4 separate regions of the Homo sapiens genome follow, and all the other regions are linked to region 2. The links are chromatin loops, found by intact Hi-C in ENCODE. Cell type or tissue: heart left ventricle. All regions are shown on one strand.

Region 1 (8,000 bases), 76 kb after region 2:
AAAATGAAAAAATTAGCTGGGCTTGGTGGCATACCTATAGTCCCAGCTACTCCACAGGCTGAGGTGGGAGGATGGTTTGAACCTGGGAGTTGGCCCAGGTGTGGTGGCTCATGCCTGTAACCCCATCACTTTGGGAGACTGAGGCAGGTGAATTACTTGAGGTTAGGAGTTTGAGACCAGCCTGGCTAATCATGGTGAAACCCCATCTCTACTAAAAATACAAAAATTAGCTGGGTGTGGTGGCCCACGCCTGTAATCCCAGCTACTCAGGAGGCTGAGGCCGGAGAATTGCTTTAACCTGGGAGGCGGAGGTTGCAGTGAGCTGAGATCGCACCATTGCACTCCAGCCTGGGCAACAAAGCAAGACTCAGTCTCAAAAAAGAAAGAAAGAAAGAAAGAAAGAAAGGCCAGGTGCGGTGGCTCATGCCTGTATTCCCAGCACTTTGGGAGGCCGAGGTGAGCGAATTGCTTGAGTCCAGGAGTTCAAGACCAGCCTGGGCAGCATGGCGAAAACCTGCCTCTACGAAAAAATTTTTAAAATTAGCCAGCCATGGTGGCACGCCCACTCCTGTAGTCCCAGCTACTCAGGAGAATGAGGTGGGAGGGTCACCTGAGCCCGGGAAGTGAAGGTTGCAGTGAGCCGTAATCGCACCACTGCACTCCAGCCTGGGCAACAGAGCGAGACCCTGTCTCAAAAGAAAAAAAAAAGAAAATATTTAAAATATTTAGGCCCAGCATGGTGGCTCATGCTTGTAATCCCAGCACTTTGGGAGGCCGAGGCAGGCAGATTGCTTGAGCTCAGGAGTTCGAGATCAGCCTGGGCAACATGGTGAAACCCTGTCTCTACCAAGAAAATACAAAAATTAGCTAGGCATGGTGACAAATGCCTGTAGTCCCAGCTACTCCGGAGGCTGAGGTGGGAGGATCCCCTGAGCCTGGGAGGTGGAGGCTGCAGTGAGCTGTCATCACGCCACTGCACTCCAGTCTGTGCCACAGAGCAGGACCCTGTATCAAAAAAAAAATATGTATTTTTAACACAATTACAAAACACTGTTTATAATTAAAAATAATAAAATGTTTGTAATAAAAAAACTTTTTCACGGCAGAATAATATTCCACTGTGTGGACTGAGACAGCTGGTTTTGTTTGTTTGTTTGTTTGTTTTTGTTTTTGTTTCATTTTGTTTTTTGTTTTTTTTTTAGACAGAGTCCCGCTCCTTCGCCCAGGCTGGAATGCAGTGGCGCGATCTCAGCTCACTGCAACCTCCACCTCCTGGGTTCAAGCAATTCTCCTGCCTCAGCCTCCCAAGTAGGTGGGATTACAGGTGCCCGCCACCATGCCCAGCTAATTTTTTTTTTTTTGTATTTTTAGTAGAGACGGGGTCTCGCCATGTTGGCCAACCTGGTCTCGAACTCCTAACCTCAGATGATCCACCTGCCTCGGCCTACTAAAGTGCTGGGATTACAGGCATGAGCCATCACGCCTGGCCTGAGACAGCTCATACTAGCTCATCGGTCACTGGGAGTGTGGAGCTTGTTGTCAATCGTGTGTGTGTGTGTGTGCACGCACGCGCGTGTGCGTGTGTTTAGAGAGGGGGTTTTGTCATGTTGCCCAGGCTGGTCTTGAACTCCAGGGCTCCAGCAATCCTCCTGCCTTGGCCTCCCAAAGAACTGGGATTACAGGTGTGAGCCACGCTCCTGGCCTGTTGCCAAATTGATGATAGAAATTCCTCATGGGGTCTAATTAAGTGCCACAGGGACAGGGCTACCCTGCAGCCCTGTGGGCTAGCTCTTGCCCAGCCCTCACTGTAGGAGTCCTCTGACCTCTTCCGCCTACCTCTTGCCTCCTTCCAGTCCAACACCAGTCTTAGATTTCTTTCCTGAAGACACATGCAACCGGGCACAGTGGCATATGCCTGTAGTCCCATCTACATGGGAGAATGAGGCAGGAGAATCCCTTGAGCCTAGGAGTTCAAGGCTGCAGTGAGCTATGATCGTACTCCTGAACTCCAGCCTGGGTGACAGAGAGAAACCCCATTTCAAAAACAAAACACATGTGATGAAGACTCCTTACCCAGCTCCCCCTGTTCCTCCAGACCAGCCAACCTCCATGCCAGGCCCCTGCCCAGAACTTCATGGCAAGCTGGACTGGACTGGCATATTCTGAGTTCTCCAGAATTTACCATCTTACCTCCTTGCCCACACTGTTTCTTCTGTGTGAATGCCCTTTTCCTCTCCTATGAACACCTACGGGCATCTGCCCTCAGCTCCTGCCACCTCCCTCCATGAGAACAGGGATTAAGACTGGCTATCCCTCACCAGGCGCGGTGGCTCATGCCTGTAATCCCGGCACTTTGGGAGGCCAAGGCAGGCAGATCACCTGGGGTCAGGAGTTCAAGACCAGCCTGACCAACATGGAGAAACCCTATCTCTACTAAAAATACAAAATTAGCCGGGCATGGTGGCACACGCCTGTAATCCCAGCTACTCGGGAGGCTGAGGCAGGAAAATTGCTTGAACCTGGGAGGCGGAGGTTACGGTGACCCCAAATCATGCCATTGCACTCCAGCCTGGGCAAAAAGAGTGAAACTCCATCTCAAAAAAAAAAAAAAAAAAAAAAAGTCCGGGCGCGGTGGCTCACACCTGTAATCCCAGCACTTTGGGAGGCCAAGGTGGGCGGATCACAAAGTCAGGAGATCGAGACCATCCTGACTCACACGGGGAAACCCTGTCTTTATGAAAAATACCAAAAAATCTTAGCCCGGCATGGTGGCAGGCGCCTGTAGTCCCAGCTACTGGGGAGGCTGAGGCAGGAGAATGGCGTGAACCCAGGAGGCGGAGCTTGCAGTGAGCCAAGATCGCGCCACTGCACTCCAGCCTGGGAGACAGAGCAAGAGTCCGTCTCAAAATAAATAAATAAATAAATAAATAAATAAATAAATAAATAAATAAGACTGGCTATCCCAGAGCCTGGGGACAGGAGAGTGTGCGCTGCAAAGCCAGCCATTTGAGGAGGGCCTAGTCTGAACTGAATAGGTCAATGGGCTGGAGCTGACTTTGGACAGAGTTGAACAACCCCAAAGAATCCAGTGGGTGCTGGGCATACAGTCGTCAGGCCTGTGTAGACAGACCTGGGCCGAGAAGAAGCTGGGCTGCAGTAGCCAGGGCAAGGCAGAGGGGCAGGAACAGGCATGGGCGATGGGGTTGGGCCCCAGTTCTTTGACCTGGGGAATCCCCCAACCTATGCTTCCATATGAATGAATCACTGTGCATCTGTGGGCACCACTGCATCAGCTTGCCCCTCCACACAGCTGCCCTTGGCTCATGTTGGCTGTGCTGTATCAGTCCTTCAACGTTTCCTGGGGATCAGTTAATTAAGTTGAGGTCTCTGCGTCTGGAAATCCGCCTCAGCCTGCAGGGAAAAGGCCCCTAGTCTTGTTTCTGCCTTCAGAACCCTGAGACAGAACAAGGAGAATCCTGCTGATTCTCAGATTGGGCTCCAGAGGGGCGACAGTGTCAATCACAATGTTAGATACTGAAGTTGGCTCAGTTCTTTTTTTTTTTTTCCTTCCCCTTCTCCCCTCCCGTCCCCTCCTTTCCTCTCCCTTCCCTTCCCCTCCCCTCCCCTTCCTCCCTTTTCTTTCTCTTTCTCTTTTTTTTTTGGCGGAGTCTCACTCTGCCATCTCACTCTGCAGTGGCGCAACCTCGGCTCACTGCAACCTCTGCCTCCTGGGTTCAAGCGATTCTCCTGCGTCAGCCTCCTGAGTAGCTGGGATTACAGGTGTGTGCCACCACACCCAGCTAATTTTTGTATTTTTAGTAGAGATGGGGTTTCATCTTGTTGGCCAGGCTGGTCTTGAACCCCTGACCTCAAGTAATCCTCCTACCTTGGTCTCCCAAAATACTGGGATTACAGGTGTGAGCCACTGCACCCGGCCTTTTTTTTTTTTTTCTTCTTTTGAGACAGGGTCTCACTTTGTCGCCCAGGCTGGATGTAGTGGCAGAATCATGGCTCACTGCAGCCTTGACTGCCCAGGCCCAAGCCATCCTCCCACCTCAGCCTCCCAAGTGGCTGGGACTACAGGCTTGCACCACCACACCAAGGTGAAGTGTTGTTTTGTTTGTTTTTTGTAGAGACAGTTTTGCCATGTTGCCCAGGCAGTGATCCTCCTGCTTCAGCCCCCACAAAGTGTTGGGATCACAGGCGTGAGCCGCTACGCCCGGCCACTTTCTTACCTAAAATACCTGCACACCCTACTTGGAGACCCTAGGGTGAGGGGAGTGGGGAACAGGAGAACCTGACAGTAGAGGGTACATGTAAGGAGGAGAGGGACAAGCTTGCTGTGTGGTGGGGTGCTCCAGGGCTGGGGGTGCCTAGGGATCCACCTCTCTCCCAGGCTGTGGAATTATCCTCCCCGCACTCACTGCTTCTCTAACCTTGGCTATCTCCTGCTGCCTTTGGGGTGTCTGATGGGCTTGAGGGACCTCCCAGCTGCTCTAGGTCATCTCACCGCAGCCATGTGCCCCATTTGGTACTGTCAAAGCTGCTGGAATATTATCGTCTTTCCAGAACTATCCCTGGGGCAATATCAGGACCTCAGGCTGCCCGGGGCTCAGAGCCCTCCTGGGTCTTCCTGGGGCCCCTGGTCCACATGCATCTCCACTAAGCCTGAGGGCCCTTCGGGAGAGGCAGCACTTTTAGCCTGCCCTTGGTTTTAGCTTTTGCTCTACGAAGATCTTGTGATTTCTGCCCCACCATGGGGCAGCAGGAACCTCAAGCACAGTGCCTGCGGCAAAGGGAGCCACAATGGACTTGCCCCAGGTCAGGCCTGCACTTGCCTTGTGTCAGGGTATCTCCCCAAGTTGCTGGCCTCAGTCCCTACACTGACCTGTTTCCCCAGCTTTATCTCTGGCACCCCAAACTCAGCAGCCCCGACCCCACTTCCCAAGCACCCCCTGTGCCTGGCTCTGTGCCTGTCATGGTGTCCTGGCAGCAGTCTGGGAGAGTATTTCAGTTACCTGCGGTGTCCTGGGAAGGCTGGAGCAGAGGGGTCCACTCACTGATTGCCAAGGTCACAGAACAGGACTTGCATTGTGCACTGGAGGCCCTGTGGTCTTGCATGAGCCTGGTAGGCCTCTCCCCTCCTGCTTCCAGCCCTCCATCTGGGAGGCCAGCCTGCCCAGGGCTGCTCTGCCACTTAGCAGCTGTGTGGCCCTGGAGAGTCCCTAACCTCACTGAACCTCAGTTTCTCCGTTTGTGAAATGGAGATAATACAAAGAGAACTTTCCTTCTCAGGCTGTTGTGATGGGTAAGGAAATAAATGCATGCAAAATCACAGCTGTAGTTACTATGAGGCACACTGTCTTCCTGGCTAGAGGAGATTCTGAAGGTGGGTGGGGCAGCAAGATCACCACGTGTATGAAATGGGGGCAGGCTGGTTGGAGACTGAGGGCACCAGCCCCAAGCACTGCCATCTGCCCTGTGATGGGACTCTCCTGTGGCAGTGGCAACGGTCCCACTGTGGAAGCAACACATGAGCTGAGAGGACTTGCCTGAACTGAGCCACATGTGCCCTCTGGGCCTGGTCACCCCACCACCTGCCCCCAGTGTGACCCATGCAGGGCCTGTTCCTGACCCTGAACGAGACCAGGACTCCCTGGGCTGCATTTCCTATCTGTAAAATTGTAGGAGGGTGGTGGTGGTGGGGGCTCGAACTTGCCCCCTGGGTGGGGTGGGGCATAAATAGTCCCAGAGGATGGCCTGGGAAGGCTGGCTGGGCCTGGCACAGGGGACTTTACTGCTGTCATTATTGTCCTCCTTACAGGAGAGGAGAGCAAGGCCCAGACCGGGGAGGAACCCACACAGCCTCTGTGCTCCAGCCTGCTTGAAAGACAAGGTCTACCTACAACGCAGAGATGCACACATTAAGGACAATGAAACACCCAAGTGTTAGGAACCAGAATAATCAGCCCTAATAGAGGGGAGGCTGATCAGGGAGGGCCTCCTGGAGGAGGAGGCACAACATCAGGGTGCACTGTGATTTCTGGAGACCCAAGGAGTTCTGGTAAATGACAGGTGAGAAAAAGAAAATGTAATAAAATATAATTGAAAACAGACCCTGGTATGTGTGGAGAGAGGGCCGGGAGGAACCTAGGACACCGGGGAACCTGAACTCCCCCAACCAGTGAAGGGAGCTGTGGGCAGCAAGGTTTGATTGGGGTTTTCTTTCTTGTGGAGGTTTCTCAGAGTGATTCAAGTTCCCCCACCCCGCCCACAGATGGTTCTGAGACTTTGGAAAGAAAGAAAAGGAAAAAAGACCCTGCCCGCGCCCCAGCTGGGCATCCCTGGGAGGTCGCGAGGATCCCCGGAGACCCAGACTCGGGCCCGGGGCGCCCCCGGCCAGAGCGGCCCCTGGCTGCCTCCCTACGCCCCGCGACTCCGGTCCGGACGCCGAGGGCCTCGGCCTGCCCCTGTCCCCCGGCCGCCCCCCACCTGCTCCGGCCCGGCGGGGCGGTGCTGGGCCCGCGGGCTCCCCGGCCGCAGTGCAAACGCAGCGCCAGACACGCCCCGCCCGCGCCTCCCCGCCCCCCCGCGCCCGCGGCCCCAAGCGGTTCCCGAGCCCAGGCCCGCGCCGAGCCCAGGTGAGCGCCCGCCCCGGGGACCCTGGTCCCCGGAACCCCGGTCCCCGCCCGCCGCCCCGCCTCTTCGCCCCGGCGCCGGGGGCCAGCGCTTGCGCTCCCAAGTCTCGGACCCCGGCCCGGCACGTTAGGGGCTGGGGGTTGGCAAGCGGGGCCAGAGGCACTGGCCGGGGTCCGAAGCTCACCTCGTCCTTCTCTCGTCCCACAACGGCCCCTTCCCGGCTCGCCGCGGGGCCCCACTGTGTGCCAGTCCCCCTTCTCGGGCTGCAAGGTCTGGCGGGGGCAACGGGACGGAGCCGGCGAGGCTGCTGGCATCGGCTTCCCAGAGAGAGGGAACTGCACGTGCAGAGGCGGGGAGAGTGGACAGAGGCTTGCCCTGAGCTCCGTGGGGGAGGGGAGAGCGCGGAGCCCCCACACTCGAAGGCAGGACTGGGATCAGATGCCACCCCTAGGACGCCTGGAAGCCACTGGGAGTCCGATCTGGGCAGGAGCCCTTGGGATGAGGCAGTGGGGGCAGGTGGCGAGAGGTGGAGGAGTGGGGAGAGGACCCTGCCCAGCCTGCACCCTGGGGGCGCCAGGAGCCCTGGGAGGGTCAGGTGGAGCAGGGGCCGCTCTGTGAGATGGGAGTAATCCAGTCCCGCCTCACAGGTCCTGGGGTCCCTGGGACAGACACAGACTCCTGCTGGGTGGTTAGCACTGGGCTCTGCTAGAACTTTTCTGCAGTGGGCAGCTCATGGGCAAGGAATAGCACTCGGGCGCTCTGCACTCTGGGGGTCCCTCCTGCCCTGCCCCTGGCAAGGACCTTTGCCTTTGAGTGGGGTGACTGGGCTCCAAGCCGATCTAGCACACAGTAGGCCGAAGGCACAGGGGCCCCACCCAGTCTCCTTCCTGGCCCAGGCCCTGGGGGATTCAGGTCCCTGGGTACTCGGGAAGGGACAGCACAGCCTGGGCAGGTCCCCAGTGGCAAGACCAGGTCTGACCTTTTCTGGGATCTGTGGCCCATCAGGTGAGGCCTGAGGTCAGCCAGGAAGGAAGCGGGCAGGGCTGAACCAGGGCTGAAACCAGGACCCAGGAAGGGACAGCCTAGTGCCCAGGGAAGGGGCAGGTGGGGCAGGTGGCAGTTGAGTTTTACAGACCTTCTTTGATGACAAGTGGGGGAAAGAGCCAAGGCACGCCCCAGTGGCTGTGGGAGCCACCGCCTCCTCCCCTGTAATGGGCACCTCGAGGACCGACAGGCGCAGGGGCCAGGCACCAAGGGTCCCTCTCCAACCTGGCCTTTTGTTTCCACCCCTTGCTCTCAGGCACCCACCCACGGCCCTTCCTGGTATCTGGACCAGACCAGGTGGGTCTCAGCCCCACCTC
Region 2 (8,000 bases):
CATTCCACTTCTATCAAGTGATAGGCCCAGAAACATCCCTTATCTGGAAAGGAATTTAGGGCTCCTGGGGCCTCCTCCATAGGCCCCCACAATAGCCAGGTACATTGAAATTGGTGCTAGAAACCAAAGGCTTACTGTGCTGCCTTCAAGAAAACGATACACCATGGAAGCTCTGGAACCCACCATGGTTGTGGTTGATGCAGCTGAGGAGAGCCCAGATGGAGGAAGAGCGGGGAGCAGGAGAGACTAACATCATCAGCACAGTTCATTCTGGAAAGGCAAGTGGAGGAAGTGAGTGTAAATTGAAAGGCAAGGGCTGGGAAAACCGGCCTCATCACACCCTGGAGAAGGGGCACAGGACACTGCACCCAAGACACAATTTTAAGGAATTAAAGAGAGTTTTTATTTGTGCAGTATATATTAACTTAAAAGACTGAAGAAAAAATCGACACAGTTTGCAGAATGGTTTCAGTTGGTTGGTGCTGGAGGAAATGTGCTAAGTCTAGAAAGTGAAGTTTCCCTGAAAGAGATAAACCGGGATGACAGGGCTTTTCCGTGTGCGTTTAGAAACTGAAGTTCATTCAAGCCAAGAAAGATAATTTTAAAAAAGAAGAAACTAAAAGTTCAAGGAAGATTTCTTGTGGCAAATGTGCATTATTTAACATTTCTTTTTTTTTTTTTTGCGTATTTGTTTCAAGTGCAAAGATAGTGTAGAAATAAATTTCAGAAAGAAACGAAATTACCCATAATTCCATTTATGTAACGTAACAATTTGTATTTTTATACTTTGTCCACAGACTGTGTAGTTTTGCATTATTGCAGTTCCACTTCTGTATTGTCACTTGTGTGACTCTGTCTTTCCTGAGCTTGTGCACCAGGAGTTAGGTGACCCTTAATTTGAGGGTGTTTGATCTCCCAAGTACTGAGGGAAAGTGAGAACCCTCTCCTACCCCGTGGAAGCGTCTCTTCTTCTGGCCCATGAGCCTGCGCTGTGCTCCTCCCTCATCCCTCTGGATAGCCTCAGAACCAACCCCTTCGTTCCTTCCACCCATTTTCCAGATGAAATTGTTTTGGGTGTGTGAAGCAGCATTTGAAGGAATGTCAATTAACCGCTCTCCTGGTGTTTCCTTCTAAACTTAGACCCTGTCCCCAGAGGGGCTGGTTCTGCCATGAGTACTGATGCTTACCCAAAGAACCCACACCTTCGAGCCTATCACCAGAAGATCGACAGCAACCTAGGTAAGACTGAGCACCACACCAGCTTCTGTAAGCCACTGTCCTTCAGGCAGCTTACGCCAAGCATAGCCCCTGCATGAGCATCCTCCAGCTTCAGTTCCCTCACCACACATCACATCCCACGCCAAGCTGGGTCCATCTTGCCACCTCACTGTCTCTGGAATCTCTCCACTTCTCACCATTTCCTACTTCTAGCCCAGCCGAGCCCTCCCCACCTCTCACTTTCATGAACAGCACCAGGGACCCAGGAGTCCCTGAGAGGCCATAAAGTATAGCCTGGACGTGACCGCTCACTTCATCCTTCCCACCTGGCCACTCAGAGCCCTGTTTTCCTCCTTGTGAAATGGGCTACCTCTGAGAACAGTGGAAAGGTTACCTGAGCCAGAAAGTGCCTGGGATGGTAAGAGTTAGTGCTCGTGTTGCAATTGGCACTTTGGCCACACAGCCTCCAGCATGATGTTTCAAAACGGAAGGGTGTGCAGGGGGCCGGGCGCAGTGGCTCACGCCTGCAATCCCAGCACTTTGGGAGGCCAAGGCGGGTGGATCACCCGAGGTCAGGAGTTCAAGACCAGCCTGACCAACATGGTGAAACCCTGTCTCTACTAAAAATACAAAAATTAGCCGGGCGTGGTGGCAGGCGCCTGTAATCCCAGCTATCGGGTGGCTGAGGCAGGAGAATCACTTGAACCCGGGAGGCAGAGGTTGCAGTGAGCCAAGATCGCACCATTGCACTCCAACCTGGGCAACAAGAGCGAAACTCCACCTAAAAAAAAAAAAAAAGAAGAAGTGAAGGGTATATTCTTCCAGAACTCTCTCATGGAACCCCACACACTCACAGTGCAGTCCAGGCTCTCTTTGGCTGCCCTAGTCCCTTCTGCCCTCATCACCTGCAGGCTCGTGTGGGATTTCTGATGTGAGTTCTTTCTGCCTCGTGGCCCCTATCTGCCTGGATGGGCTCCCCCGACTCTCTGTAGGCTGGCTCCTTCTCTTTCTGTCAGTCTTGCATTAGTATGGCCTCCTCTCCCTGTCTCTCAGGACCCTTGTGTTTCCAGGGGGCTGCCCTGGCCGTTTGTGATTGTGTATCTGCTGGTTTGCCTGCTGTCTTCCCAATCAGACTGTAGATTCCAGGACAGCATGGGAGTGTTTCCATTTTGTCACTACTTTGTATCTGGGGCCCAGCAGGCAAGCACTTAGTGATTATGTTTTGTTTTGTTTTGTTTTGTTTTGAGACAGAGTTTTGCTTTTGTTGCCCAGGCTGCAGTGCAATGGTGCAATCTCAGCTCACTGCAACCGCTGCCTCCTGGGTTCAAGCGATTCTCCTGCCTCGGCCTCCCGAGTAGCTGGAATTACAGACATGCACCACCATGCTCAGCTAATTTTGTATTTTTAGTAGAGATGAGGTTTCTCCTTGTTGGTCAGGCTGGTCTCGAACTCCCGACCTCAGGTGACCCGCCTGTCTCGGCCTCCCAAAGTGCTGGGATTATAGGTGTGAGCCACTGCGCCCTAGCCAGTGATTATTTTTTGAATGGAAAAGTCAGTTACTTGAAATTCAAGTAGGTGTTGGCCTGTGGGCAGTTCTGTGAGTTTATTCTAAGTAGTGTCTCAGACTTGCTGCCTCCTCCTACCGCTACTCCCTGAGCAGAAATCTCCCCCGTGGTGACCTGGGTCACCCTGTCAGTCTCCCACCCCCTGTTAGGAGTTGGCAAAGTGTAGGGGACAAATAATAAAATCCTCCCCTGCTGTAAAGGTATCTAGTGGAAGGCAAAACTGAAACCCATGAAGATGCACATGGAGTGTCTGTGCACGGGTTTTCTCCTGCTTGCTGTCTGGGAAGCCCCAGACAGCTGCCACCTCCTTCTATGCCCTGGACTCTGTCCTCCAGAGCCAAAGACTTATCTGAGGCAGAAGGTGTGTCTGCCCAGATCTAACCACTCCAGAGAAGCCCAGAGAGGCGTGAAAGCCCTTTGTCCTTCACTGCGAGAAAGGGAGAGGTTAGGGCTAGTGGTATGGTTGGTGCCTGCTGGCAGAAGTGGGAGAAGGGACTTTGAGGAAGGATACTGCATTCAGAGGCAGGAAGAAGTGCTGAGTACTGCCCGCCACTAGGAGGTGCTGAGGGTGCACAGTTGGCACTGTGGACGAGCAGCTGGGCAGTTACCGGCAGGACGCAGTCTAGAGTAGGAGGTGGGCCTGGGCAGAAGGGCGAGTGGCTAGTTCAGAGCTCAGCCCTCTGGCCCTGCTGACACAGGCCAGGCCGGTCCACTCTGGTGGGGCAGGGAGTGTTGCCTTTGTTCACACTCTTCCCGTCTTAACACTATCTCCCTGCTATTTCAGGATCTCAGGCAAGCTCTCTGGACTCCAGCGCCCTGGCCTGGTGGTTTTACATTATCACACATTTTATCTCAGCCTCTCTGTTTGCTTATCCTTTGCTGCCCTGGCTGCCAGTGAGCTTCCTCCTGAGGCCTGAGGCAACCACAGGCTCTGCTCTCCATGGAGCACGAGGCCATGAATTTTAGTAAGCTTAAGAAGCAAAGAGCTGAAGACTTATCTTTTTTTTTTTTTTAATTTTAATTATACTGTTTTTCTCTTTCTTTTCTTTTCTTTTTTAGAAATGGAGTCTCGCTTTGTTGCCCAGGCTAGTCTCCAACTTCTGGGCTCAAGTGATCCTCCCACCTCAGCCTCCCAGAGTGCTGGGATTACAAGCATGAGCCACTGTGCCTGACTTGAAGACAATCTTTTTATTTTTATATTTTTTAATTTCTTTCTGAGAGTTTTACTCTGTCGCCCAGGCTAGAGTGCAGTGGCACAATCTCAGCTCACTGCAGCCTCTGCCTGCTGGGTTCAAGTGATTCTCATGCCTCAGCCTCCCGAGTAGCTGGGATTACAAGGTGTGCACCACCATGCCCAGCTAATTTTTGTATTTTTAGTAGAGACGGGGTTTCACCATGTTAGCCAGGATGGTCTCGATCTCCTGACCTCAAGTGATCCACCCACCTCGGCCTCCCAAAGTGCTGGGATTACAGGCATGAGCCACCACACTCAGCCTATCTTTTTATTTCATTTTTTGAGACGGAGTCTTGCTCTGTCGCCCAGGTTGGAGTGCAGTGCATTGATCTCAGCTTACTGCAACCTCCTCCTCTCAGGTTCAAGTGATTCTCTTGCCTCAGCCTCCCGAGTAGCAGGGAATACAGGCATGCACCACCACATCTGGCTAATTTTTATATTTTTTAGTAGAGATGGGGTTTCACCATGTTGGCCAAGCTGGCCTCAAAATCCCGACCTCATACGATCCACCCACCTCAGCCTCTCAAAGTGCTGGGATTACAGGCATGAGCCATTGTACCCGGCCAAAACTACCTTTTTAAAAAAACTGATTTTGGCCGGGCGCGGTGGCTCACGCCTGTAATCCTAGCACTTTGGGAGGCCAAGACGGGCGGATCACAAGGTAAGGAGTTCGAGACCAGCCTGGCCAATATGGTGAAACCCTATCTCTACTAAAAATACAAAAAAAATTAGTCGGGTGTGGTGGCGTGTGCCTGTAGTCCCAGCTACTCAGGAGGCTGAGGCAGAAGAATTGCTTGAACCCAGGAGACGGAGGTTGCAGTGAGCCGAGATCATGGCACTGCACTCCAGCCTGGACAAAAGAGCAAAATGCTGTCTCAAAAAAAAAAAAAACAAAAAACTGATTTTGCTTAGATTTGTGGTACCAGTGCTAAGCCTTTGTGTATCCTGATCCTTTTTCTCTTAGTGTTTTATATTTAATCTTGCAAGTAAGAAGGCTTACAAAGCACCACCTCTTCTCTCTCCTCTCTGGCTCTTTCCTGGCTGCTGTTCCTAGTAAAAAGGCAGAAAGCAGCCCTGGGCATATCTCCCTACCCCCAGCGTGCACAAACACACACACACATACACACACACACACACAGTCACAAACCTGGGAAAAGGCTTTACTCTTCACCCTGACAGAATCAATTAAGTCAAGACTCATCTCTGCAGTGGGTGCAGTCCCCCCAGGCAACACAGATCCCTGTCTCTCCCACTTACCCACACCATCAAGAAGCATTTGCAGGTGCCGTGACTGTTTGCTCATGCCTGCGTGTCATTTCCTCCTCCTGCAGATGAGCTGTCCATGGGACTGGGTCGTCTGAAGGACATAGCCCTGGGGATGCAGACAGAAATTGAGGAGCAAGATGACATTCTTGACCGGCTGACAACCAAAGTGGACAAGTTAGATGTCAACATAAAAAGCACAGAAAGAAAAGTTCGACAACTCTGAAGACAGACGGATTTCCACTCTATTGTGATGAAAAGATTTGAAAGATCTTTTTTTGAACTTCCAAGAAATTTCATTTACTATTTTAGTATGTAAATTAATGTGTGTTTGCAAATGTTATAATAGAGTAGGTCTTAAGACATTTTTGCTGTTATAAGGAAGTGTTTGTCCCACATTTTCCTAGGGTTAACACCTCACCAAGTTCTTCCAGCAAAATGCTTATTAGAGTTTTTGTCTGAGCACAGTAGCCTGGCCCTGCATATCTTGGGCGTTTGATTACCATGCTGGAATAAGAAGAGTTGCATTTCTCATTTTAATGAGCATATGGAAAGATGGGAACAGAATTTCAGTCTTGCAGCCATGAGCCTCTATTTCTCATTCCTAAGCCTTACCATGAGTCAGAGTGTTAAGGGGGCCTGTGAACCAGTCGTTTGGTGGAGGAGGGTCCTTCCCACACCTTTGTTTAGGAGTCATCATTCACACACACACACACACACACACACACACACACACACACACACACTCTCTGAGCACATTATCTGTGATTCTTTCATCCTCCCAGAAAGGATCAGTGTTAGAATGGGAAATAGAGTGTGCCATCTTGCTCTTTTGTTGGCAGATGTCCCCGCTTCCCTCCAGCCCCCCATCCTTGGCATGTATATTAGTAGGAGGGCTTCACACCAGCACTGCTCACTGCGACTCCTGGAAATGTGTGGGGAATTGGGTGAGCCCCTCTTCCCCACGTGCTCCCATCTGTAACTCTCCATCTGTGATTTGCAACAGGTCTTCCACTGGCTCGAGGCTGCGAGGCTGACCGACAGGGGCGCCCAATAGAGTTTGTGGGAATGGAGTATTGCACAGATGCAGCTGCACAATGGTCTTCCTCCACCCCTCTGGGAATCACCATTAGGCAGGCCTCAGTAGGGCAAAATGTTTATTTGGTACCGGGGGTCTCCTGACCTGTCTAGCATTCCCACCCACTCTTCTGCACTTCTTGCAAGGTAACTTGAATCATCACTTATTTCTCTGCCACCTGGTTTTAGGACTGGCACTCTATAAATGACGCTGACTTTGTATAGAAGGATTTTGCTAAGGGGGCAAAAAGCCCAGATACCATTTTAACTGGCCCAGTTCATTTTCTCCTTTCATTTTACAAAAGAAATCATGCAGAAGCATCAATTAAAACTGATTTATTTATGTTGGTACATCCAACAAAATAGTTGGAGCCACAAGGCCCTTGTCTTTTTAAAAAAACAAAATATTTTGAAGATGGTGAAAGTGACTGATTTTAATAATGAGATAGGTCACTTAAAATAACAGTGCCTTTGACCTTAAAACATGGCACTGGCCCATGTGACCTTTGCCATTTCCCAGTACTTCCCTTTACAGTCTGCAGCCTATAAACAGTGGTGTCTCAAAGCAAAGGAAACCTCCACAAGTGCTGCAACAGTGCATTAGTTTTTATGTAGCAATTTGTTTATAAAAATTCCCATCCCATAATGCATGACCTTCCTAAAAATATCCACAGCCTCCATAGGCAAGGTGAGCTTTCTGTGCTACCCACTTGTTAGATTCCAGCCACCTCAGGGATTCTGATCCATGTCATTAACGACCATCCCAGGGTGTGAGGGCCTGATTAAAGCTTATCGAACTAGACATTTGTTTATTAGATGAGCTCGGCATTATTATTTTCTCAATAACTGGTAGAAGGGAAATTTTAAACATAACACTCAACCCAAACAAAACTACTTCGTGAGGCTTTCAGCAAAAAGGCTGCTTAAAAGCATGAACCCGGGATGCAGAGCAGCTTTTGTGCACGGTTCCACTTACTGTAATTGTTTCTGGTTCTTTCCTCTAACACCTTCCATGTATGTCAACTTTTTATCACCGTCAGGCATAGACTCGTGGAGATTAGTCATTATAGCTCAGACCTAAGCTAATTATTTAAAATAAATACATGTAAAGGCCACTGCCACATTCTCAGCAGACTTCCACTTGCCTAATGAGATTAGTGATTCAACTGACTTGAAGCACAGTAACATCTTATTTTATGCACATTCCCTGTCTTTTGCTGGACTGATGAAGCCAGTCACCCGCCCTTCTCTGTTTTTTGGTTTTTTTTTTCTTAACCCCAGGTATATGGAAGGGGAGTTGCCTTCACTTTTCTGGAAATTTGTCTTCGTCTGACATATTAGAGGGCCTCGTTTTGTCCTGTTCTTGTTCAGACCCTCTCGTTCTACGTCCTGTGCTGAGGGGACTGTCCGTAAGCTACAGGACAGCGAGCTGGTCCTTTCTGCCACTTCTTCCCCACTCCCATGCCCAGGAAGGCCTGGTTGCTGATGCTACTTTATAAATGAGTTGCTTGCATTTTCACAGAGAATGAAGGAAGACGTAACATGGCTCCAGAAACTTTTCACATGATGATTGGGATCGACAAAAAAATGCTACCCTCTAGACTAGACACATTTCATGGAGACAAGCAAAATGGTGCCAGGGC
Region 3 (8,000 bases), 130 kb after region 2:
AAAGAGACACCTATGTTCAGTTTGTCAAAGTCTGAAATAAGCCTGTCTTTTAATTTCACTGACTCCCAGTAGTAATTTTTTTAGAAGACAAACTGCTTCTCTGGCAGTTACACTCCAGGGCCAATTCTCAAAGGCCAAGTCTGGTGCCACCCCACTCCCTCTAAGCTGCTTGAGCCAGATGAGAGCTTCTGAAATGCTGCAGAAAAGAGCTCTCCTGGGGCATCCATTAAAATGCAGATTCACTGGCATTCCCCTAAGAGTTTGGTTCAGCAGGTCCAGGGTCAACATCTGCATGCCTCACCCAGGGTCACAGGTGATTGTTACTATTATTGGACCATTTGAGGAGAGGCAGGTAGAAGTGCAAATTCCTGGCAAAGCAAACACTCAGGGGCATGAGAGTGATGAGACCAAGGAATCCCAACCATGTCTTCTACCTCACCTGGAACAAAATCTATACCCTTTTTGCCACGGCCTACAGCCCTGCAGCCCTCTGCCCTCTCCACCCCACAGCCTGGCCACGCTTCCCTGGCTCCCTAGCCTAGGCACACTGCTGTCTGCCAGTCTGGGAAACAGGCCCGCATGCTCACTGTTCCTCTGCTTGAAATGCTCTCCCTCTGATCTTGCCATGGCTGACTCCTTCCCACCCTGCACATTTCAGCTTAAATGTCACCTCACAGAGGCCTCCCCAGCCACCTCTTTAAAGCAGGGGGTCCCCATTCTTCTCTAGAAGCATAAACTATTTGTTTCTTTTGCAGTGCCAATAATTACTCAGAATGATATTGTTAACATTGTCCCTTGAGGTCAGGAACTTGGTTTTGTTCAAGGTGGATCCCTGGTGGCTAAGTCAGTGCCCAGCACATACAGCAGCGCGCAATGAGATATTTGTGGAAGGAATGAAGAGTTCCGTGTGGCTGGAGTGGAAGAGGAGTGGGGCAAGGTGGGGTGTGGGGAGCAGGAACCAGAGCACATGCTCCCTGGCGATGTGCAGCGCGGTCCTGCCAACCCCCACCCATCCCTGCCCCAGGAAGCTGAGCTTTCATGGCCATGGTGCCCTGCGCAGGCATTACCTGCTTGGTCATTCAGCTGGTTGTAGCTCAGGTCCAGGGACTTCAGGTCTGTGTGGGCCAGCAGGAGTTCGGCAAGGTGCTGGGCCGCCTGCTCCTCCAGGCCATTCCCTGACAGCTGCATCTTCCGCATGGCCTGGTTCACTGTGAGGGCGGCACAGAGGGCCTGGGCTCCTGCCACTCCCAGCTGGTTCTCCAACAGGTCCACATCTGGGGGACGGAGCCACTCCTCAGCCAGTGGGATGCAAAGCCAGGTACCACCCCCCTCCCCCCTCTTCTGCCATCCCCCAAACCTCCAGGTCTGAGGCAGAGGAAAAGGACTTACAGGTTAACTGTCCTGGGGTTGCATGGTGGCTCTGGCTCCCAATGGCTGGGTCCCCTCTGCCCCTGACCTCCCCCTCCCTGTGTGCCCACCAGCTTCTGTGTCAAGCGGTTAAAACTGCCTACCTCCTGGTACTGTAGAGACTGCTGTGGTGGGGGGCAGCCACCCCATCAATGATTATGTCTGGCAGTGATATCACCACCCACTTCAGAAGCCCTCACTGCCCCATTGCCAGGATTGGCAATAATAGCCCAGGTGACTGTGCATGGAGCACTTACATGGGTCACACACTCTGCTGATCACTTCAGGAGTGCATTTCACTTCATGCTCACCACAGCCCCAAGCCTATGAGGTCTTGTGGGGGCCATTTCACAGATTGGAAACTGAGCTGCTTTCATAGGTCACCCCGTTTTCTCAGTGGCAGAGACAGCATTTGGATTCAGCTTCAATGAACTCCCACCTTGCCCACCCCTTTCTTGAACTTCCCCGCCCCCAACTCTCTGTGTTGCAGGACTTTCCACTCTGCATTCAGGCACTGGGGAGTCTCCCATGTGCAGGGCAGGGCAGGAGAATGGGTGCCAGCCAACAAGGAAGGAGAGTGGTGGGGTAGGGTGGATGAGGAAGGGACTTGTATCCAGCATCAGCTGCACAGCAGAGGGTCTAACTCCACCCCACATACCCCCTCCTGTGATGAGGCCCCTCCTCTATCCACCAGCAACACCAGCAGGACCCAGGTGACATGGCCCAGCTTTCAGGGGTGGAGGCACATCCCTGAGGAAAGGGAGGACTCACGCCTGCCCACCTGCCCCAGACCCAGCACCTACCGCAGATGCTGCTGCTTTTGCTCAGGGCACCTGCCAGGGCCTCTGTACCTGCCCCATAGAGCCCACTGTCCCAAAAGTTCAGCCACTTGACATATGGATTGGAGCTCAATGAGGAAGCCAGAGACCGGCGCCCTGGGACAGACAGAGCAAACACACTGGCCACTATCCTGGCTCATGCTCCAGGGCTCAGCCCGCTCCACGTCCCCCACCTGGAAAGTACCCCCCTTTCCACCTGCTTAAGGGACACATGCTTCTCCTTTTAGGCCCCACCTAGGTGTCCCCCACCCCCACCTCTCCCAGAGCCCCCAGCGGGTTAGAAGCCTGAAGGCTCCCCAACCCTTCATGCCATCTGTCATAGCATCAATCCCATCTGTCTCTCAGATGTCGAGGGTAGGGCATGCCTGGCACAGGCAGAAGCTGGGGAGTACAGGGGACAGACTCAGGGGCACTCCCATGGCTGTTGTCTCCCGGGGCCTCTCCCTGTAAGCCTGGACCCAGTGTCCTTCCAGTGGTACCTGGGGCCCCAGGCCACCGTGCAGCAGGTTCAGCTCTGGGGCACTCCCTTGGCACAGAAAGCAGAAGATGGGCACAATGCTATGGATCCAGCAAGACCTCAGGTACAGGGTGTCCCCGACCAGTTCTCCAAGTCCATGGGTGCCTGGTAGGAGACAGGGGGATGAATGTGAACCCCTGCATGGCTATAGCCACCTGCCTCCTCCCCTGCCCTGCATCACTACCTGGCCTATTTTTTGCCTCTAGAAGCACTGCTTCCTATGCTCCTTAGGACCACTGCCCGCATATGACAGATAAGAACATCGAGGCTAAGGCAACGCAAATCTTTTCCTTAAAGTCATACAGCTGTCAAAAGAAAGCTGGACAACCTGGGCAACATAGCGAGATAAAAAATTATTTAAATTAGCCAGATGTGGTAGCCCCCTGTAGTCTCAGCGACTCAGGAGGCTGAGGCAGGAGGCTCACCAGAGTGCAGAGTTCAAGGATGCAGTGAGCTATGATCCTGCCACTGCACTGAAAGCTGGGTGACAGAGCAAGACCCTGGCTCTAATAAATGAATACATAAAGTCTCACAGCTAGTGGTAGCTAATCCTGCCAGAGTCAGGCCTCTACCTGTCTGATGACAAATGGCACACTATGTCTTTTAACCTGATTGCAGACCACAAATGTTTTGTGAATATTTTCCCCAGGGAAAAAACCGGAAGTAGTTCTAAATTCTATACATCCATTATATTAGTTTTACCTGTGGATTGGGAAAACCCAGCTCTGATTGCATTTCAGGGCGGGACAGCCTTTGGTGCACTGTCTGGCGGGATTTTCCATTTTAACCTCCTTCTAGAAGCGCCTTCTCATGGTAAAGTTCCTGATGCCGCCAGGAGCGCCGAGGAGAGGGCAGGGGGCTGGAGACGCCCCGCAGAGGGCTACGTGCCCTGCTGGACAGAGGTCTCCTGCCTCCTCGGCGGCGCCAGCCCACCTCCCACAACCCCTGCGGGAGAAGCCCCCAAGGGGAGGAGACGGGCCTGGCCCCTGCCCCGAGCACCTTCCGTCTCTAGGTCGGAGTCTGAATCGGCCTTGGGACCCTGCTTGGCTTCGGGGACCCCTGCAAGACGTCCACAGGCCGCCGTCGCCTCTTCCTCCTGCTTTTTATCCTCCCCAGACCTCTGGCAGGAACCGCTCATCGTTACGCCCCTTTCGCAGCCTCAGACCCTGAGGCGGAGACCGCTTGGCGCCTCACTTAGAGCGCGACCCGGGGATGTGGGCGGAGTCTGCGGCTGCGCTGACCAATCGAGTGTGGCGTCCATCGACTGGCGTCTGCCACGGCAATTAGCGACGCGCTCCCCCGCGGCGGTCGCCCCGGCAACCCAGTGCTGTAGGTTGCCGTAGAAACCGTGGCTCTCCTGCGCTGAGGCTCCTCGCCTGAGAGGATAAACTGCACGCGCCACGGGCTATGCACTGGGCTGGGCGCCTTGTGGGCATCCTCCCTGCCTTCCTAGGGGGTTCCAGCATCGCCCCCCTTTCGTGGACTGGGAAACACGCCTGACTCCAGGACTTGTGTTGTCCTCACTGCACTGGGGAAGGTGGCGGGGGCAGCTTTTCAGGAGGGCCTGGGGAACTTCGCAGAGCCAGGTCACCCTCTCACTCTGTGCCTCTTAGTTATCTTGCATGCTCTGGTCTTTGCATACGCTGCTCCCTGCACCAGGAACCTCCATCCCCATCTTTGTCTGCTTGTCGAACTTCAGAAATCTGCAAGGGTCAGCTTAGAGGTCACTTCTTCCGGAAGCTTTCCTCAACACCCTCCCCGCCCTGCTGCTGCTGCCCTCAGGCCCTCCTCTCACAGCACTGATAACAGCTGTCCGTCTCCACCCTCCCACCACCTCCACTCCCACCCCAGGAAGTGAGGCCAGAGGGCAGGGACAGAGCTGCTGCTGTTCTCTGTGTGCCAGGGCCCAGCAAAGGGAATGTAGGGAGGGTGGGAGGTGCAGGGCAGCTGGGATTAGGGGTTGAGGGCTGGGTGTTGGAGGCTGGATCTGGATCCTGCTTTAGTGGAAGTGTCCCTTTAACAGCAACTGGCCTGGCCTGGCTCGGGCCCTGCTTTGCCTCCTGTTCAGCTGCGGCTGCAGCTGCCATGCTGACTCATGTGCCCGCAGCTAGCAGGAGCTGGCAGCATGGGCTCCCCAGGGGCTACGACAGGCTGGGGGCTTCTGGATTATAAGACGGAGAAGTATGTGATGACCAGGAACTGGCGGGTGGGCGCCCTGCAGAGGCTGCTGCAGTTTGGGATCGTGGTCTATGTGGTAGGGTAAGAGAGAAGAGCTTTTGGCCAGGCTGGAGGGGCAAGGGAAGAGGTGGGGGGTGGGGCTTGGTCCTGCTGGGTTGAAGTTGAGGGTTGGGCTGTTTAGGGGCTGGAGTGGAAGGGGGCAGATTGGGACGGGGTTGGGGAGAGCTAGGCGATACAAGACAGGAGAGCAAGAACAAGCTGTGTGTTTGTCCTGTGTGTCCACTTGCCTCCTTCCCAGGCCCCCACCCAGGCCCCACCCAGGGGGCACATGACATAGTCCTTAACATCTGTGAGAGCTGGAGCACTAGGCCCCCAGAGAGACCACCAGCTGTATCTCGGGTCAGGAGAGTCTGTAAGGGGGAAGCTGGATCTAGTCAGGCTGGGGGTGGGTGCTGGCTAGTGAAGGTGATTGTCTGAGGGCATTGGCTCTCTGATGCATGGCTGGAGCTTCTGTCTCATTCAGGGGGTCTGGAGTGGGAAGTGGGGCCAGAGAGGAGGTGGGGCCTTCGATGTTGGGCCGGGAGCCTGTAGGGTGTGGGGGGAGAACTGAGCATGTAGGGCTCAGCTCCGCCCCTGTCACTACACGCTGGGGACACACCACACTGCCCGACTTCTCCTCCCCAGGTGGGCTCTCCTCGCCAAAAAAGGCTACCAGGAGCGGGACCTGGAACCCCAGTTTTCCATCATCACCAAACTCAAAGGGGTTTCCGTCACTCAGATCAAGGAGCTTGGAAACCGGCTGTGGGATGTGGCCGACTTCGTGAAGCCACCTCAGGTGGGGGCCCTGATGTTGCTGACGGGGGCGCAAGTCCTTTCCCCACTGACAGCCTGAACACCCGCCATGCAGCCAGTGTGTGCGAGAGAGAAGCATGTGATGCCAGAGACGGCTGCGGGTTCTCAGGAAGGGCTTCACAGAGGAGTGGCACCTGGACAGGACTTTCAGGGATGTGTAGGAGGTTTTGGGGTGGAAAAAGGGGCCACTCAAGAAGCCAGGCCAGGGTTGGACGTGCTGGCTCACGCCTGTAATCCCAGCACTTTGGGAGGCCAAGGCAGGTGGATCACGAGATTGAGAGTATCCTGGCTAACACGGTGAAACCCCATCTCTATTAAAAATACAAAAAATTAGCCGGGCATGGTGGTGGGCGCCTGTAGTCGCAGCTACTCGGGAGGCTGGGGCAGGAGAATGGCATGAACCCGGGAGGTGGAGCTTGCAGTGAGCCGAGATTGCACCACTGCACTCCAGCCTGGGTGGCAAAGCGAGACTCTGTCTCAAAAAAAAAAAAAAAAAAGCCAGGCCAGAGAAACTGCATTTCCAAAGACTGCCAACAGAAAAGAAGGGAGTGTCCAGGACTAATGGCTTGAGCTTGAGAGTGGTGTGAGGTGCTGGGGCATGGAACTTCCCTGTAGCCCTGCTCCCTGACCTGGGGCACTACGGTCAGGTGCTGCTCCTCCCCTCTTCTCGGCTGCGTTTTCCTCCTCCCTCCACCCAGCTCATCCCCAGCCTCAACTGCCACTTCTGCTCCTCTGATGCCCAGGGTGTATTCCCAGTGATCACCTGCCCAGAGCACAGCTGTCTTCTAGGTGCACACCCACATGTCCAAAGATCAATTATTTTCCTCTCCTGGCATGGCCTCTGTGACGCCCACTAGTCATGGTGGCTGTGACATCCACTAGTGCCTCAGCCAGACCCGTGACTCACCCTGGACCCCTTCCTGTCCCTTCCAAGATTTTTCACCACTACCCATGCCATGCCATGCATGAGACTATGGCCTCCTAGAGGGTCCCTAGATGCCCCTCTCGCCTCCTCCCTTACTGCTCGGTGCACACCACGCAGCAGCCAAGCTGAACTTTCACACCAGGCATCATGAGAGCCTGCAGCGCCTGCTTCTACCCTCAGGAATTCCCCCAACCCTGCCCATGACGGTGTCCACACTTTCCTCCCAATCCTAATGGCTGCCACTCCCAGCACCATCTGGCCAGCCCTCACCTTCCCTTCCTGGGCATACATTCCCCAAATTCACAGTGCTCTCACGAGCAGCACTGGAGGGTCAGCCTTTCTTTCCAATGTCCTCGGCCACCCGTTGACCACAGACACAGCTTTCCCTCTTCTCCCTTGGCCCCTGCCATGCCAGTGCTGCTGTGTGTGAGATGGGAGACTCACCTCGTCTCCATCCTGAGCAGGTGCTGGGCCCAGCTCTCCCTTGGATCTTCAGTACTAGAAGCAGCAGGCTGTTGGAATATTCTGGTTGGAGCCAGGCATGGTAGCTGGAGCCTGTAGTCCCAGCTACTTGGGAGGCTGAGGCAGGAGGACCTCTTGAGTCCAGGAGTTAGAGGTTGCAGTGAGCACTGATCACAACACTACACTCCAGCCTGGGTGACGAAGTGTAATCCTGTCTCTAAATACACACATACACATGCACACACACACACAAATTTTGGTTGAGACAAGAGACTTGTCTCAAGAGATGGACATGGGCACAAGGCTTCCTGGTCTCAAAAATGGCCAGAACCACTGCCAGCCTCCCATCTCTGCTTCAGTCTGCCTTACAGGGGGACAGGGTTAATGACTTGATGGGGCCAACATCCCTTCCCTCATAAACCAGGCTGCCGGCTTCCGGCCTTTCCAGTCAACACGAGCCCAGCCAGGCCAACCTTGAGACTTGCCTCCTAGGGAGAGAACGTGTTCTTCTTGGTGACCAACTTCCTTGTGACGCCAGCCCAAGTTCAGGGCAGATGCCCAGAGGTGAGTTTACCCAGGATCCTCCCAGCGGGTCCCTTGTTCCTCCATCAGCCCCAGGGGGCCACCCGTGTTTCCCTTTCCCCTTCCCAGGTGGCTGAAGGCTCAGCCTGTGCTCGGTGTCCCCCAGGCACTGGGCTACATCTTTTCCTGAATCATTATGTTCAGTCTTCACATATCCCCTGCCTGGTAGGAAGTCCTGTGATCCCCATTTCAGAGGAGAAGACTGAGGCTCAGTGAGGTTGAGTCACTTTCTTAAGGC
Region 4 (8,000 bases), 49 kb after region 2:
GTGCCACTCTGCACTCCAGCCAGGATGACAGCAAGACCCTGTCTCAAAAAAAAGAGAAAGAAATAGAAGCAGGGATATACTTGAAGGGGTATGTGTGTGTTCATGTCGGTACATTGGATGCTTGGTGCTGCTCGGTAATTTTGAATGCCTCACATGCATTATGCCATTAATTCTCATACACCTGACAGATGCAGGGTTCGTCCCTAAGGCTGATTAGCTCATTATGAGTGAAGAGTTTAGAACCAGACTCCCTGAGTGCAAGTCTAACCTCTTCTTTGGCTCCTCATTTGTAAAATGGGGATAATAACAGCATCTACCTCACAGACTATTAAATAATCCAATCTCTTCAAAGATCGTAAACCATGCCTAGCATAGATAATAAGTATGAGCTCTTTATTATTACTCTTGCTCCTACTACTCTTGCTAGCTATTTATTTTTATTTTTATTTTATTTTATTTTATTTTTTTGAGACGGAGTCTCGCTCTGTCACCCAGGCTGGAGTGCAGTGGTGCAATCTTGGCTCACTGCAAGCTCCGCCTCCCGGGCTCACACCGTTCTCCTGCCTCAGCCTCCTGAGTAAGTGGGACTACAGGCACCCACCACCATGCCCGGCTAATTTTTTGTATTTTTAGTAGAGACGGGGTTTCACCGTGTTAGCCAGGATGGTCTCGATCTCCTGACCTCATGATCCGCCCACCTCAGCCTCCCAAAGTGCTGGGATTACAGGCATGAGCCACTGCGCCGGCCTCTTATTTATTTATGTTTTGAGACAGTCTTGTTCTGTTGCCCAGGCTGGAGTGTAATGATGCAGTCATAGCTCACTGCAGCTTCTAACTCCTGGGCTCAAGTAATGCTCCTGCCTCAGCCTCTTGAGTATCTGGGACCGCAGGTGTGTGCCACTATGCCCGGCTCATTTTTTGTCTGTTTAGTAGAGACAGGGTTTTGATATGTTGGACAGGCAGGTCTCCAAGTCATCTGCCTGCCTTGGCCTCCCAAGGTGCTGGGATTACAGGTCTGAGCCACCACGCCTGGTGGATTTATTATTTTTAATTTGGCAAGTCTGTAAGCCCTTTTTTGTTCCTTTTTTTTCAAGAGGCCAGAGGCAGAGGCCTTTGTCATTTTCTGTGTGTCCAGGGAAGTGTGCAGGATGTAAGCCATAGATTAGGACTGGGAGGAAGAGTGTGTGGTGGTTGTGACAAGGGTCCAAAGGAAGGCAGCTTCCGAACTTACTTGAGATTATAAAAATAAATTTAAACCAGGTATCTCTGTGTAATCAAAAGGTTTCTGTAAAACAGAGATGGAGTGTATGTGTGTGTGTATACTTGTAATTTGAAAAGACATTCAGAATAGTAACTTTTGGGACAGTACAGACTACAAAAATTACAACATGATAGAACCTTCTTAACTACTAAGAATATAGAAAGGAAAATAAAGCCAGGCGTGGTGGCTCACACCTGTAATGACAGCACTTTGGGAGGCTGAGGCGGGTGGATCACATGAGGCCAGCAGGAGTTTGAGACCAGCCTGGCCAACATGCCAAAATCCTGTCTCTACTAAAAATACAAAATTTAGCTGGGTATGGTGTTGCACATCTGTAATCTCAGCTACTCGGGAGGCTGAGGCAGAAAAATCACTTGAACACGGGAGGTAGAGGTTACAGTGAACTGAAATTGCGCTACTGCACTCCAGCCTGGGTGACAGAGCAAGATTCTGTCTCCAAAAAAAAGGCTGGGCTCAGTGGCTCACACCTGTAATCCCAGCACTTTGGGAGGCCGAGGCAGGCAGATCACGAGGTCAGGAGATCAAGACCATCCTGGCTAACAAGGTGAAATTCCGTCTCTACTAAAAATAGAAAAAATTAGCGGGGCGTGGTGGCATGTGCCTGTAGTCCCAGCTACTCAGGAGGCTGAGGCAGGAGAATTGCTTGAACTTGGGATGCAGAGGTTGCAGTGAGCTGAGATCCTGCCACTGCACTCCAGCCTGGGCAACAGAACAAGACTCCATCTCCAAAAAAAATGTAGAGGCCGGGCATGGTGGCTCATGCTTGTAATCCCAGCACGTTGGGAGGCCGAGGTGCGTGGATCGCCCGAGGTCAGGAGTTCAAGACCAGCCTGGCCAACATGGTGAAACCCCTTCTCTACTAAAAATAAAAAAAGTTACCTGGGCGTGGTAGTGGGCGCCTGTAATCCCAGCTACTCAGGAGGCTGAGGCAGGAGCATCACTTGAACCTGGGAGGCAGAGTTTGCAGTGAGCTAAGATCACGCTATTGCACTCCAGCCTGGGCGACAAGAGCAAAACTTGTCTCATAAAAAAGGAAAATAATTTATTATAGAGGAGAGTGGTATATTAAGAAGTTTGACAGGCACTGGCTTAGAGTAAGATTTTTCTCTTAGAGTAATTTTCTTTCTCTCTTAAGGTATCCAAGCCCACCAATGGGATCTGTCTCAGCACCCAACCTGCCTACAGCAGAAGATAACCTGGAATATGTACGGACTCTGTATGATTTTCCTGGGAATGATGCCGAAGACCTGCCCTTTAAAAAGGGTGAGATCCTAGTGATAATAGAGAAGCCTGAAGAACAGTGGTGGAGTGCCCGGAACAAGGATGGCCGGGTTGGGATGATTCCTGTCCCTTATGTCGAAAAGCTTGTGAGATCCTCACCACACGGAAAGCATGGAAATAGGAATTCCAACAGTTATGGGATCCCAGAACCTGCTCATGCATACGCTCAACCTCAGACCACAACTCCTCTACCTGCAGTTTCCGGTTCTCCTGGGGCAGCAATCACCCCTTTGCCATCCACACAGAATGGACCTGTCTTTGCGAAAGCAATCCAGAAAAGAGTACCCTGTGCTTATGACAAGACTGCCTTGGCATTAGAGGTAAAATCTGTTCAGATTAGCTTTTTGGGTCCTTTGACATTTGGTTTTAATTTTTAGTTTTAGTTTAGTTTCTGCTCATTTAAGCTTATATTCATGGAATTAGAGCACTGGATGATTTTGGAAGATACGCACTGTTAGCGTTTCATTTTAAAATTTTTTTATAGAGACGAGGTCTCTAATTTTAAAAGAGTTGTTTGCCCAGGCTGATTTCGAGGTCCTGGCCTCAAGCAATCCTCCTACCTCGACCTCCCAAAGTACTGGGATTACAGATGTGAGCCACCATGCCTGGCCCATTATTAGTGTTTCACAGCTTGTTTTGTTCTGTCCTATTCCTTGTTTGCCCCAAATTCTCAGCCTTCTTGCTCTTTCTTGTTCCCAAAGCCTAACAGATTTAGTTTTGCAGTTGTTGGTTTTTCTTCCAGTAAGGAAAGATAATGATTAAGGAAGACCCATGACCTAGAGGCAAAATCAACATATATGGTTCTGTATTTCTAACATTGGAATCAGTTGAGAAATATGAAAATGTCTTAGAATTTCTCTTGAGCTTGGTAGAGGAATGAATTTTTTTTTTTTTTTTTTTTTTTTTTGAGATGGAGTCTCACTCTGTCGCCCAGGCTGGAGTTCAGTGGCTCAATCTCCGCTCACTGCAAGCTCCACCTCCTGGGTTCACACCATTCTCCTACCTCAGCCTCCCAAGTAGCTGGAACGACAGGCACCCGCCACCACGCCTGGCTAATTTTTTTGTATTTTCAGTAGAGACAGGGTTTCACCGTATTAGCCAGGATGGTGTCGATCTCCTGACCTCGTGATCTGCCTATCTTGGCCTCCTAAAGTGCTGGGATTACAGGTGTGAGCCACCGTGCCCGGCCCAGGAATGATTTTTTTTGAGATGGAGTCTTACTTTGTCACCCAGGCTCCAGCACAGTGGCATGATCTTGCCTCATGGCAACGTCTGCCTCCTGGGTTCAAATGATTATCCTGCCTCAGCCTCCTTAGTAGCTGGGATTACAGATGCCTGCCACCATGCCCGTCGAATTTTTGTATTTTTAGTATAGATGGGGTTTCACCATGTTGGCCAGGCTGGTTTTGAACTCCTGACCTCAGGCGATCTGCCTGCCTTGGCCTCCCAAAGTGCTGGGATTACAGACATGTGCGACCACGCCCAGCCATAGAGGAATGATTTTAAAATACATCAGCCCTTGCTTGTTATGGATTTTGTAAATTAGAATAGCATGAAATAGAACTTGAACATTTTAATTACCAAGTCATTTTCTTTTCTTTTTTTTTTTTTTGAGACAGAGTCTCGCTCTATTGCCTTGTTGCCTAAGCTGGAGTGCAGTGGCGTGATCTTGGCTCACTGCATCCTCCGCCTCCTGAGTTCAAGTGATTCTCCTGCCTCAGCCTCCCGAGTAGCGGGGCTACAGGCATGCACCACCCTGCCCGGCTAATTTTTGTATTTTTAGTAGAGACGGGGTTTCACCATGTTGGCCAGGCTGGTCTCGAACTCCTGACCTCAGGTGACCCACCCACCTTAGCCCGCAAGTGCTGGGATTACAGGCATGATCCACTGCACTTGGCCAAGTCATTTTCTTCTAACTAAATATTACTTTTTAAAAAAACTCTTTCTCAGCTGGGCACAGTGGCTCATGCCTGTAATCCCAGCACTTTGGGAGGGCGAGGCTGGTGGATAACTTGAGGTCTGGAGTTTGAGACCAGTCTGGTCACAGACATGGTGAAACCCCATCTCTACCAAAAAATACAAAAATGAGCCAGACGTGGTGGGCATGCACCTGTAGCCTCAGCTACTCAGGAGACTGAGGTGGAACAATTGCTTGAACCAGGTAATTAGAGGTTGCAGTGAGCCGAGATCATGACACTGCATTTAAGCCTGGGCAATAGGGTGAGACCCTATCTCAAAAAAAGGGGGGAGAATGTTGAGAGAGAGCCTAAGTGCATTTCAGAAGGATGAAGTAAGGGACCCTCTTGCTTCAAAAAAACCAAATCCTGACTCACCAAACAGCCTGCCCACAGATAAAAGTTAGCTAGAATTGGTTTCATGGGTATTTTTCCATAGGTTGTCCTCAGTGTTTTTTTGTTTTTGTTTTTGTTTTGTTTTGTTTTGAGACGGAGTTTCGCTCTTGTTGCCCAGGCTGGAGTGCAATGGCACGATCTCGGTTCACTGCAACCTCCGCCTCCTGGATTCAAGCCATTCTCCTGCCTCAGCCTCCGGAGTAGCTGGGATTACAGGCATGTGCCACCATGCCCGGCTAATTTTTTTGTATTTTTAATAGAGACGGGGTTTCTCCATGTTGGTGAGGCTGGTCTCGAACTGCTGACTTCAGGTGATCTGCCCACCTCGGCCTCCCAAAGTGCTGGGATTACAGGCGTGAGCTACCATGCCTGGCCCTCAAGTTTTTCTTTGGACCAGTAGTAGTATCTGAATGAACTGCACCTGAAGGTTTGTTTCAATGTTTGATTTTTTGCCTCCCTTTCATGTTGGCTATAAGGAAAAGGAGCATTTGAGGCTGTGGTGGGGGTCAGGGACTGAGAGGCTCCAGGTCTCAGGAGGCTGCCTCCACAGATAGGAGTGCTGGCTGAGCAGGCCTTCCAGCTTTCTTTCCTTTTTTTTTTTTCGAGATGGAGTCTCATTTGTTGCCCAAGCTGGAGTGCAGTTGATAGAATCTCAGCTCACTGCAACCTCTGCCTCCTGGGCTCAAGCGATTCTTCTGCTTCAGCCTCTCAAGTAGCTGGGATTACAGGTGCCCGCCACCATACCCAACTGTTTTTAGTAGAGACCGGGTTTCACTATGTTGGCCAGGCTGGTCTTGAACTCCTAGCCTCTGATCATCTGCCCGCCTCAGCCTCCCAAAGTGCTCGGATTACAGGCGTGAGCCGCTGCACCTGGCCAGGCCTTCCAGCTTTCTCACCCACACACAGACCTGCCTAGGCACAGGTGCATGCCTCTGGCCTGGTCTATGCCTCAGCACCTTGGTGCTCTGGGCTGTTAATACCCTGTAGCATGCATTGTGTTTTCAGCCTTTTGAGGCATTTTCACGTCCATCATAGCATAGGATTGGGGAGCTAGGAGTCAGAGTGGGTGTGACTCGTGTGTGTTTGGCAGCTGCTCGTTGAGAACCTTGAAAGTCGAGGCTCCCAGTCAGAATTTTAGGTACCTGCCTGTTGACCTCTGGCTCTAGGATGTGTGTTTTAGAAACCTGTATCTAGTGTGCGTGCGTGTGTGCTCACTGGAGCGAGTACTAGGAGGTTGTAGGGAGGAATACCAGGTATTACAGAAGGGATCACTTAGAGCTTGGTGAGTGGGTGGATAAGTAGGTGCCTGAGAGAGGTCAGGAGTAGGAGGAAGGAAGCCTGGTTAATGATTGTGTATTTTAAGATAACCTACATACTTGGCCATACATAGTTCCTAGTCTCTCTGGCCCCAGAGAGAGGTTCTCCACACCTGAGCCTCATGACACTAACCCAGCCAGCTGAGCTTCAGCCAAGGGTTTGTTTGGTGCTTGACTGAGAGAGAATGTAAATGGGACCTGAGAAATAGACCTTTACCAAATTCCATTTAGTGGTATTTTGCTTTCTGAATATTTAAATGAAACTTTAGGTTATAGCATAAGTAAATTTTTTTTTTTTTCGAGACTGAGTCTCTGTCACTCAGGCTGGAGTGCAGTGGCATGATCTCCGCTCGCTGCAACCTCCACCTCACGGGTTTAAGCGATTCTCATGCCTCAGCCTCCTGAGTAGCTGGGGTAAATGTTTTTATGATTGTTATCTTCTAAAACTATTATTAGGATAGTGGTGCCTGTCTGATCTTGTTAAAAACAACTCTTGGGACTTTTGCAATTAGGTTACTAGGAAAAGTATTAAAATTAAAATGAGAAACAGACAAGTAGGACAAAATGTGCTGATAATTGAAGCTTCGTTATTCCCCTAGATAGTATTACAGAGAATGATGATGGCTTAGGTGACTTTATTCCTTAAATTATTTTACAATTTTTTTTAATCTTGATTTTCAAAAGAGGATTCCTGTAAGTAAAGAGATATTTTAAAACCAGTTTGTGTTTAGCTATTTTCTTTTCTTGCTGACTTTTCTGCAAGGAAAGAGTTGATCCTGAGATTTGATTTGAAGGGGAATACTTGGTATCTGTAAGGTGAGTAGAGCTTGTGTGATGAGACTAACGTCACTGAATAGCTGTAGACAGGTGAGCATGCTGGGCAAAGGGCAAAAGTGGCAAAAGACAGCCAGGGCAGTGGGCTGTTGCCATATCACGAAGGGCTGAGCTGAGGAGATTAACAATTTTCTTGCATTGCCTTCATTTGAGTCATGAAACAGCCAGTTTCTCACAACTGACAAGGTCAGGTTTACAGGCAATTTCTTTTTATATATTAATTTTTAAATTTAGAGCAAATGCTTGACTGTCATGTAATAATATCATTCTCATTCATTTGCATTCCAGTATGCTTTTCTGACTAAAACGGAAGAAATAGCAACTTTAGAATTGTACTTAACCCTGGGTACACACACCCATGACTATTTGTATGAAAATTTGTATTTAAGTGTCTAAATGCAGCCTCACCTGTGCTTTTCCCCCATGGTGTGGCATAAGAAAACAATTGGTGACACAAGCTGGGGATCTGTGGGAATTGAAGTCAGTGAAACAGATCGTGTGGAGGAAAAATAGTTTCCCAGGCTTACAAGTGAGACTTAAAGTGATTTGGGATGGAATTGGTATAAATCAAGCAGAAAGGTTGTATTGATACCTTAGGTCATTTAGTTCAATCATTTTCCCTGTGCTTTTAGCCCTCTTCAGAGTCTAACTCCATGGCCCTCCAGTCTCAACTTGGACACCTCCAAAAAAACATTCACTTCAACAAAAGTTTATTGAGTGCCTATTATGTGACAGGCTAGGAACTTGGGATACAGTAGTGAACAAAACAAAGATGTATTTCCTGTGGCACATCTGGAACATAAGTTGCTTTTTTTTTTTTTTTTTTTTTTTTTGAGACAGAGTCTTGCTCTGTCTCCCAGGCTGGAGTGCAGTGGCGCCATCTTGGCTCACTGCAAGCTCCGCCTCCCGGGTTCACGCCATTCTCCTGCCTCAGCC

The links. Hi-C counts contacts between places; a loop is a spot of excess contacts. Peaks named below come from ENCODE experiments on the same cell type or tissue, not always from the same donor. Only the 100,000 strongest peaks of a DNase experiment are listed, where the experiment ranks them.
Region 1: a loop joins it to region 2, with 2.3 times the contacts of the local background. A loop is called at or near these places in 22 of 110 quality-filtered maps.
Region 3: a loop joins it to region 2, with 2.5 times the contacts of the local background. A loop is called at or near these places in 14 of 110 quality-filtered maps.
Region 4: a loop joins it to region 2, with 2.6 times the contacts of the local background. A loop is called at or near these places in 7 of 110 quality-filtered maps.

The regions. Positions count from the first base shown.
Region 1 is chr22:20,958,567-20,966,566 of GRCh38, forward strand. LINC01637 (long intergenic non-protein coding RNA 1637) reads left to right here. Exons shown (of 2, transcript NR_110537.1): 2 at 5,825-6,114. It also overlaps a transcript of AIFM3 not described here. Among named protein-coding and RNA genes, the nearest start is that of AIFM3, 4.7 kb to the right of the region's middle. RefSeq lists enhancers at 3,261-3,350, 3,391-3,450. In heart left ventricle, CTCF peaks have their summits at 3,489 and 3,690; a DNase peak (open chromatin) is centred at 7,035; H3K4me3 peaks cover 1,078 bases; H3K27me3 peaks cover 2,942 bases.
Region 2 is chr22:20,882,331-20,890,330 of GRCh38, forward strand. It overlaps SNAP29 (synaptosome associated protein 29), which reads left to right. Exons shown (of 5, transcript NM_004782.4): 4 at 1,141-1,239; 5 at 5,349-8,000. The coding sequence ends at 5,506. Among named protein-coding and RNA genes, the nearest start is that of SNAP29, 27 kb to the left of the region's middle. RefSeq lists an enhancer at 3,441-3,941. In heart left ventricle, CTCF peaks have their summits at 3,336 (motif pointing right) and 3,537; a DNase peak (open chromatin) is centred at 3,381; H3K27ac peaks cover 756 bases.
Region 3 is chr22:21,010,317-21,018,316 of GRCh38, forward strand. P2RX6 (purinergic receptor P2X 6) reads left to right here and starts at 4,849. Exons shown (of 12, transcript NM_005446.5): 1 at 4,849-5,022; 2 at 5,626-5,776; 3 at 7,673-7,744. The coding sequence starts at 4,859. THAP7-AS1 (THAP7 antisense RNA 1) reads left to right here. Exons shown (of 2, transcript NR_027051.1): 2 at 1-58. It also overlaps the pseudogene TUBA3FP. RefSeq lists enhancers at 16-831, 3,729-3,878. In heart left ventricle, no CTCF peak of the experiment used is centred here; a DNase peak (open chromatin) is centred at 4,015; H3K4me3 peaks cover 2,427 bases; H3K27ac peaks cover 2,229 bases.
Region 4 is chr22:20,931,362-20,939,361 of GRCh38, forward strand. It overlaps CRKL (CRK like proto-oncogene, adaptor protein), which reads left to right. Exons shown (of 3, transcript NM_005207.4): 2 at 2,418-2,883. Among named protein-coding and RNA genes, the nearest start is that of CRKL, 18 kb to the left of the region's middle. In heart left ventricle, no CTCF peak of the experiment used is centred here; no DNase peak of the experiment used is centred here.